Regions from separate parts of the Mus musculus genome. Here region 1 is linked to region 2. The links are chromatin contacts, found by POLR2A ChIA-PET in ENCODE. All regions are on one chromosome and are shown on one strand. Each heading gives the region's core, a stretch centred on a gene start or an enhancer-like site at or near the end of the contact. The rest is flanking DNA. Distances are from core to core; before and after follow the strand shown.

Region 1 (4,970 bases), core at 1,545-4,044, 260 kb before region 2:
GTGTGTGTGTGTGTGTGTGTGTGTGTAGTGTGTAGTCATCAGCAGAGACTGGAAAAGGGTGTGTGTGTGTGTGTGTGTGTGTGTGTGTGTGTGTGTGTGTAGTGTGTAGTCATCAGCAGAGACTGGAAAAGGGTGCCAGATACCCTGGAGCTAGAGTGGACCCCAGGCCTCCTGTAACCAGGGGCTGACCTTAAACTTAATGTGAAGCTTGAGCTCAGGCGCCTCCTGCCTCAGCCTCCGGAATGCTTGGATTGCAAGTGTGTGCCACATTCAGACTGGTTTTTTAAAAAGGGTTGGTGGTTTCAGTTCCACAGATTTATTTGCTCTCTGTATGTTCACAACTCCCCTCTTATGCATCCCTATCTATTCCAACAACCTAATCAACAGATCTTGATAATTCTTACCCCAAGACAGGAATCAATTATTTTGTTGGATGAGTCCGAAAAGATCCTGTCACTGGCAGAAATAAAGTCAAGCTGCCCAAATACGAGTGTGGCTCTTTGGTAGAATGCCTGCTAGCAGGGTTAATCTATTCCCCCTGACCCTCCCCCTGACCCCCCACCCCCCCCACACACACACACACAAAAAACCCAACCAGCAACAAACAACAGCTATACAGATACAAAGTAGGCTGTGGAAGCAGTTTAACTTTTTATTTATTTATTTATTTATTTATTTATTTGGTTTTGGGAGACAGGGTTTCTCCCTGTAGACCTGGCTGTCCTGGAACCAACTCTGTAGACCAGGCTGGCCTCGAACTCAGAAATCCACCTGCCTCTGCCTCCCAAGTGCTGGAATTAGAAACATGTGCCACCACTGCCCAGCAACACATTGGAACTTTCATACATACTAAGCTGTCAGAAGTGGTCTGCTTGCTTTGTAAACACAACAAAATTACAAATACCTATCTCATATAGGACAGTGTATATTCTATACATGTTTGACACTTTTAAGTTCTCCCAAGCATAATCTAACCAATCATATTTACCTACTTTCAAAATACACTTGTATTTGGCAATAACAATCTCCTGAGGCACTATGATAATATGGACAATACATTACTAAATTAGTAATCAAAATATCTCAACATTGCCACTAATTTAACACATGACCTTGGAAAAGTACCTCTTTATGCCGGGATTTCCTATTCTCCTATAATTTTTACAGTTTTAGGATTACGAACTGAAAGAGTACTCTGAATATAAAAACTTTATGCACTACTATAAATCCACACGGTCAAAAACATCTCCCCTTATTCTCAGCCTAATAGCGATCACTCTGAGGATGTTGGTCTGGCTTTCATATTTACACAACTGACTCTATTCAAAGGCACAGACTATGTCAAGTTTCTCCCCTTCCTGATCTTAGCATGCATTCTGTATTATCATACTAATCATACTAATGCTAAAATACATGCACATTTATCGACCTAGAGAACACATGTCCCAGCATTTGTTTTTAAATAAGCTAACTTACAAAGGGAACTTCCCCAAATGCAGGCAAACTCTTCCTGAACACTCTCCATCCTCGAATTATACACATATAAACAGAGCAGCTATAAACCAACAGACCATCTGGTCTTCAAGACCCAAAACATTTCTTTCCAAGTAGAAACTAACCAGTGACATTTATTAAACTTATTAACACTCAGATCACTATGTCATGTCTGCATATATTTCCGCCTTTCGAGAACACCACAGATCTTGTACAGGTAAACTACCCGCTGAAGATCATCTCCCTTGCTACTTTTGTCCCTTACTTAAACAGACATAAACTGGATCTTGGGGGATGCTCCAATCGGGCCTACTACACAAACTAACCTGTCAGGGGCACAAGCGACTCCGCCTCCACTCGCTTACTTTCCCGTCCCCCTCCCCCAAACCAAGAGCCCGCTGGTCAGGGACACCCCGTCACCCCGCCTAGAGGGACTTCCCGGTAAGCTCAGGATCCCTATCCCTGCTCTCCCTTCCCCCATCCTCACCCCGCTCTCCCGGAGGTCCAGGTCCGGGGGGGTGACAGCGGATCCCGGGTAGCCAAGGAGAGACTACTTGGGGCCTTCAAAGGCCTGCTCACACCGCACTACTCACCGTGCGAGGCCGAGAGCGCCGAGTGCAGGCAAGTGGAGAGAGAGAGGGTGGCAGCCTGGCGCCTCGGCTTCCCTGGCTCCACACTGTAACCCTTCCCGCTTGTCAGGAGGCGGCCAGCGGGTAAGCGGACCGGCGGAAACGCGAGAGAGGAGAAGCCAAAGGCGTAGGTCGGGAAAGGGGAAACCGAGAGAAGGCGGGTCCGGCAACCGAGACCGGGATCGTCTCCCCCCTCCGCAAAGCGAACCCAAAATGGCGGCGGGAGCGGCAGCGGCGGCGGCAGCGGCGGCGGCGGCGGCGGCTCTGGGGAGGGAGGGAGCGAGCGAGCCAGCGAAGGGCGCCGCGTGCCCCCCCTCCCGCCTCCCACTCCTCCCTCCGCGCGCTCTCCCCGCCGCCCTCCCTCCCTCCCTCCCTCCCTCCCTCACCCGACTCCGGCCGCGCAGCGCGCACGCCCGCCCGCACGCTTCCGAGTGGGTCCGGACTGGTCGCGAGCTGCGCCCTCCAACCACCGCCTCCGGCCGCCCCGCGCCGCCAGCACCGACGCGCTCGCTCTGGGGCCTCCGGCTCGCGCGCTCCCGACTCCCTCTCGGCCCTCACGCGTACCTTCCTTGGCGCGAGCCCGAGCCTCCTCCCTCCTCCTCCTCCTCCTCCTCCTTCTCCTCCTCGGCTCGCCTCCCTCTCTTCCCCGCCCCCACGGCTACCAACGGCAGCCACGGCTGCCGCCGCCTTCGCCCCCACCCCTCGAACGTGCGCCTCCCACAATCCCCCCCGCGGGACGTTCCATTGCGCGCCCCTGCTGGGGCCGGGGAGAAGCGGGCACGCCCGCGCAGACGAGGCTGGCCACGGTGACCGGAATGTTTTGAAGAGCGAGCGAAGGTACCTAGGCGCGGACCTCCTGGGACGGGCCACCGCGACGCCGAGGCTTGCTGCCCGCTTCCGGCCGCGGGGCGGGTGGCGCGGTGCCCCTCCGCTGGGCTGTGGTTGCAGCCGCGGCGACTGCGCGTTGGGTAGCTTCCTGCCACACGACCCGAGCTTGCTTCACAACTGCAGGACGGGTGCCTGGGATCCAGCCGCTGGCGGTGTGTGCGGGTCACCGGAGCAGGAGTCCTAGTGTTGGACTCATGGTAAGGGGACTGAGCCACACAGGGGATGCAATGATGAAGGAGGGAAAGGAGCGTGTATTTGAACTGCCCCGAGATAGGGAATGAGGGCAGCAGTGTCGGTGATCCTCCAAGAGGGCATCCTTCAGACCCGGGGCTGCGGACCTGGGACCGGAGGATGAACGGACAGAACGGCTGTTAATATGTTAATGTAGTTTAACCTTGTTAAAGTCCCAGAGGGTACCTATCCTCTGTGATGCTTGTGTGATCCTTGTGCACTTCTCAAAGATTGTGCGAACTCGGTTTGCAACTGGCAGCCTGATGTTAGAGCAGTGGTCCGCGCAGCCTTCCTAATGCTACGACCCTTTAGTACAGTTCCACATGGTGACTCCCTACCATAAAATTAGTTTTGTTGCTACTTCGTAACTGTAATTTTGCTGTTATGAATCTTAATGTAAACATCTGATATACAGGATATCTGATATGGGATCCCTGTGAAGGGTTGTTAGACCTCTCCTCGGGTCGCCACCCGCAGGTTGAGTGTGTGAGGGGATGAAACTATGCACTGAGATTTTATTTCTGGATTTGATCTTTTAGGCCTTCAAATTTTTCCAAGTTATTTATGAGATGCTGGTAGTAAAAATTAGCTAACCCCAAAATATACCTTCAGGGTTGGAGTATGAAATAATGAGATCATATATGTAAAGCAGAATTAGCTCCTGGGTACGGGGAAAATGCGGAGTATTATTGTTATCATTTACAGTGCTGTTGATGTTGATAAGATTTGTAGGTGTAATTGGTAGTTTGTGTTCTATTCATCTAAATTGCTAGTTAAACCAGACCTATGGCATTCATTGGCTGCTAGTATTTGTTTCCGTGTTGACATTGGATGAGTGAATTCAGGGCATGTGATGTTAAAACCCCAACGTTTGATCTACTCATTTTTAGTCTCCCACAAAAAGCAAAGCAAAATTTTAGAGGAATGGCACCTTAAGTTTCCTTTCTTATCTGTGAATTCTTACCTTTGTGATTCAGGGGAAATTTAAACATTACTGCGTTCCATTCATCTCCAGAACCCATTCAATTAATATTCAGTCTTTTTTTGGAATAGGGGTTAAATTGTCTTTTGAGTGGTTGTTTATTTGTTTGTTTTGACAGTCTCACTCTTTAGCCCAAGCTTGCCTGAAACTCTGACAGTCATCCTGTCTTAGCCTCTTTAGAGGTTGGATTATAGGCATGAACCCATACCTGGTTTTCAGATAACCCAACCTTTCCCTATTGGCTGTATGCATTGGGGATTGATTATCTTTGTGTTTCCTTCTTTGAGTTAAAGAGACAATCAGCCTTAATTGACTAGCTGTGAAGTTACTTTTGCTAACCAAGCCCATGCAGTCTACCCAGGGTTGCAGGAATCTTTCTTCAGTAGCTTCCTGTGTGCAACTTTGTATAGGTGTGTGCTTGCATGTGTGCAGACTGTCCGACTGATTTACAGGGTCTATCTCAAAGGACATGGAAATGTTAAAATCAGTGTCACATACTTAAATACTAGGACTAGAAAGCTTGAAGCTATAATCTCAACACTCCACAAAGTGGAGGCAGGAGGATGGAAACTTGGAGGTCATCCACAGCTATGCAGCAAAGTCTTGACTAGCCTGAGTTCCGTGAGACAGTCTCAGAACAACAGTGGGGTTGGGGTGGGGGGCAGGTGAGAGAAAGTTAGTCTGAAGAGCACTGACGGACTTCTGTACTGTTCCTGTTGAACCCTTACAACAGGGAGACTCTTCCT
Region 2 (4,703 bases), core at 940-3,439:
AGCCACCATGTGGTTGCTGGGATTTGAACTCAGGACCTCTGGAAGAGCAGTCAGAGCCATCTCTCTAGCACCTCAACTTTTTACAAACTTAACATTTTGTTACACTTTATGGCAAAGCAAAGCTTCAGTTTAAAGATTTAATTACACTGTAAATAGATGAAAATAACCAAATAATACTCTCAACTTGTCTGAGATCAAAACACAACTTATTTCTCCACTTTTAGCTCATATTTCATTGTGTTTAGTCATTAAAATATATATTTTAGATCTAATGAGAGATAACTTTTTTTGCTGCTTTTTTTTCATCTCCTTTTTGGAGACAGGGAGAAATTCACTTGCCTCTGCCTCCTGAACACTGGAATTAAAGGCATGTCCCACCACTGCCCAGCTACAAGACATATTTTTTTAAAAAATATTTTGGCTCTTGAGTGATCACCACACAAGCATGAGGATGTGAGTTTTAATTTCCAAAAAGCACGCATCAGGCATGTCATATCAATGCCCCAACAGCATGATGGAAGACAGTGATGAGGAATCCCTGGCCTAATATAAACACAGCGGCAAACAGAGACCCGGACTCGGGACTCAAACAAGGTGGAAGGTGAAGACTGATACCAAGGCTATCCTCCGACCTCCCACATTCACCACGGCTATGTCATTTCCTGATGACAAACACTGTGTGTGTCATACCAACACACTCACTGAGGGTCAACAAGATGCTCAGAGCATAAAGGTACTTACTGCCAAGCAAGATGACCTTAGTTCAATCCCTCACATTGCCAAGCCCCAAATCCTATGACACTTGAGAGACATACATACAAATGAGTATTTTTAAAACACTGACTTGATATACCAGAACTTCATGGATCAAAAACATATTGCCTCAAATATCCATAAAAAAAAACTGAGTTTAAGTTTCTAAGCACAAAAACTAGTCCATAAAAGTAACAAGACCAGCCAGGTGGTGGCTGCGCATGTCCTTATCCTACGTAGATGGCAGAGACGGATATCTCCCCATTAGTTCGAGGCTAAACCACGGTTCCAGGACAGCCAAGACTACGTGGACTTGTCTCGAAAAACAAAACAAGGGAACTACATCAATTAAAACTGCCTGACTTCAGGATGCAATGATGGGGCACAGCACTTGGGGGGTCAGAGGCAAGAGGCATCTCTGCAAGCAGGCCAGCCTGGTCTAAATATACAGAGTCTCTGCCTGAAACAAAAAAACCAAAGCCCATTCATTGCCTTGCAGGAACAATTTAACAAGGTATCATCTAAATACTCCCAAACGTGATCTTCACTCTAACCGGTTTCATCTTCATTAACCCCAATGACCAAGCAACTGAAAGGTGAAGAAAGGGGAGGAAAAAGAAAATCCCGAAGCGCAGAGCGTCTAGCGCTCGCAATACCTTCTCGGCCGCATTCTGAGATGGTTTCAGCTTCCCTTTGGCCATGAGCATAGCATTGATCTTGGCAGCCACGGCAGCGGCGGCATCCAAGGCTCCTGAAGGAGCGGCGGCGGTGGTGGCGCCCCCGGGGCTCGCCCCGCTGCCAGCGACTTCTCCACCTGGGGCCGTTGGCGGCAGGAAGAGAAGCGGAGCTGGCGCTGGCTGATCCCATTTGCTGCGGCGCCTACAGGTAGGAAAAGGGAAATCCTGAGGCCCACGGCCTTCCTTTGTGTAGTCTCCCCCTTCGTACACTCCATCCCGCGTCGCCTGCCATGGTCCCGAGACGTGCCCGAGATTCCTATCTAAAGCTCAGTCCCACTCCCCTTATTCCGATCCCCTTACGAAACATTTCCTTTCCAGTCACTTCCATCCGGAGACTCGGCTCGGCCGGGAACGCTCTGCGTTCGCCTTCTCCTTGGCTCGTCCTTCTAAAAGGCTCCGAGTTCCCTCCCTTCCCTCTCGCACCGCGGCCGGCCTCTTTCCGGGCGCCCGAGGCCAGCTCAACATTCTCTCCAGAACCCCGGCCTCGGCATCCGGACGCGTCCTACTAGACGGCCCGTCCGGCCCACACGCAGCCTCGCCGGTCTCCCTGCCCCGGGCCCGTGCTCGCTGCCCCCAGCCTGGCCCGCGAAGCCCTTACCCGCCAGCGGCAGGATGTGTCGCGCTCCCTGCGGACATGGCGGCCTGCTCCAGTCAACCACCCGCCAACTACCCACCACCGCCCTCCCGCCACTTCCGCCCAACGCGCTGACGCACGGCCTTTTCCGGCCGTGAGGTAAGGCGGGTCCGGTGAGGACTCTTGATTCCGATTGGACCCTCGGTGATTTAAAGCGTCTGGCGTCTCAGTGACAGGAGTGCCTGCCTGTCGACTCTCCGGCTTGCTCTCTTGCCCTTAATAAAAATGGTTGTTGGGCCTGGTTTAAAAGCGAGTTGCGGGCTAGGAGAATCCATTTTTATTGTGGGCAAGCGAGTTGCCTGGAAGACAAGTCAGAAAATGAAGCCGACTTTCTCCGCGTTCTCTTTGCTCACGTGGAGTCCCAGCCTGTAGCGGAGGAGAACCCTGCCGGCGACTTCAGCGCACTTCTCGATTCAGCTTATGAAAAAAGGAAATGATTCTTTCCAAAGTCATTTGCACAACTTCCTTTTCTTTCTTTCTCTTTTTGTTTTGTTTTGGGTCCCCCACCCACCCACCCTTAGGGATAGGAAGCTCCAGTCAGCCCGCTGCATGGGGGGGGGGGGGCTGTTCTGGTGGCCATGAGCAAAAACATTGGTTTTGGCAAACTCGTAAGCACTTGGACAACTTGTTATAAAACAAGTAAAGTTGGAGAAAAACTGCTCAGCGAGGTGGAGCTTTTAAAAAAAACGAAGCCAGGGACTGAGAGATAGCCCTGCAGACGAAGGTGCTAGTAGACAAACAACGATGTAAGTTAGATCCCTGGAGCACACAAGGAAAGTTGCTCTCTGATCTAAGAACTGTCATAATGGAGATTAAAAATCAAAAGTTATGAAATCCCCTTCTCTGAGGGCTGTGTGTTTACACTTGACTGCCTCTTCAATATACTGAAAAGCTTTGAATTCTAAGGAGTTTTGGGTGAATCTGAAAAACAGATCCTTAACGTTTATGCAAGTATTCTTCCAACAGAAAGCAAACAAACCCAGAATGCTAGCTTATAGAAATACTTACATTCCGACATAATTCATAGAATAAAATTCACTTGGGGCTGGTGAGATGGCTCAGTGGGTAAGAGCACCCGACTGCTCTTCCGAAGGTCCAGAGTTCAAATCCCAGCAACCACATGGTGGCTCATAACCATCCGTAACAAGATCTGGCGCCCTCTTCTGGAGTGTCTGAAGACAGCTACAGTGTACTTACATATAATAATAAATAAATCTTTAAAAAAAAAAAAATTCACTTAAAAGCTAAATAATAGAGAGTTTGGGCACATAATAAATAAATATACATTTGTGGTAGGGATGAAGACACTGCTCTGTGGTGTCAACCACACTAGTGTGAGAGGTGCTCCCTTGATCTTTTAGGGCTAGACTCCAAAGAGTCTTTGGCTTTTTTGACTTGGGAAAGAATTGCAGGACGAACCAGTGTGGAGCAGAGTTAAGTCCAAAGTTCAGTTGCCAACACCACACAAAGTAAATAAGTCTTGAGGAAACAGACTTGCCTGAAGAACACCAGGCTTGAATAGTTGAGTCATGTGCTCGACTAAAATCAGCATGGCAAAGCAACTTTGATTCTACATTCTTTCTTTCCTTCCTTTGCCTCTCTCTCTCCTCTCCTCCCCTCTTCCTCCTCCCCCTCCTCTTTTCTTCTCTCTCTCCTCCCCTCTTTCTCTTCCTCCTCCTCCTCCTCTTCTCCCTCTCTGTCTCTCTGTCTTTCTCTCTCTCTCTAAGAGGTCTTGCTGATACTATGTGAAAGGACGTGAACCTACAACCACCACTGTAAACCTAAGTATCTTTTATTCACCTGATATACTTGTCATCTCTGAGACATACTGCCTCGATCTGCTAACCTAGGCCTGGTCCTGAAAACTTTTAGCCTCTGTACAATCTTATCTAGGCCTAGCATGATTTCAGCCTCTGAGACTTACTGTTGAATAAGTGTTCCCTTTCTAGTTCTTTCTGAACTCTGGCTACCTGGTTCAACTTGGCTGGCTGGCTGGCTTAAAACTTCTCTCCTAGTTGACTGATTTCTTTCTACTTCTTTGTGAATTGCTCTGATAGGCTTTAAACTAACCCTGGCAATCTATTCTAATCTTCTGGCTTCTTCTCATTATCTATTTTGGTTGTCTTTACCAGGGTCTATCTTGTTCTCTCTTCAACCTGACTATGTAAAACTCTCCTGGTAAAACTGCCTCTGAATTCCATGAACTGATTGAATGGAACTGAACTAGAATTCTGAGATCAGAATGCTTCTGCCTCCTGAGTTCTGGGCTTAAAGCTTTTCCTTAATGGACCTAAGTTTTTCTTTACCTCAACTTGCTCTATATGTGGATGTCCTTGAACTCAGAGATCTGCTTGCGTCTGTCTCCTAGGATTAAAGGTGTGTCTGTATTACAGCTGGACCACACAGACCTAGAAGGTACTCTAGGCAATCTCTTGTCAGAGTAGCCATGTGCTGAATTAAAATTCCTCTACAGGCCACTTTACTAAACCAGTTTAGTTCCTAACACCAATAAAATACCTATCCTATCACCCAGAGTGTAGTCCTCACCCCAAATCAAGGAAACTCTTTTTTTTTTTTAA

The links. ChIA-PET counts read pairs that join two places held with the same protein, here RNA polymerase II (POLR2A).
Region 1: POLR2A ChIA-PET joins it to region 2 with 10 read pairs in Patski. The contact joins the promoter of Dap3 here to the promoter of Khdc4 in region 2. POLR2A ChIA-PET finds 5 or more read pairs at or near these places in 2 of 5 experiments (Patski and embryonic stem cell).

Annotation. Positions count from the first base shown.
Region 1 is chr3:88,948,106-88,953,075 of GRCm38, reverse strand. It overlaps Dap3 (death associated protein 3), which reads left to right and starts at 2,794. Exons shown (of 13, transcript NM_022994.3): 1 at 2,794-3,208. The coding sequence starts at 3,206. It also overlaps a transcript of Ash1l not described here.
Region 2 is chr3:88,683,273-88,687,975 of GRCm38, reverse strand. It overlaps Khdc4 (KH domain containing 4, pre-mRNA splicing factor), which reads right to left and starts at 2,189. Exons shown (of 14, transcript NM_028814.4): 1 at 2,089-2,189; 2 at 1,410-1,632. The coding sequence starts at 2,126.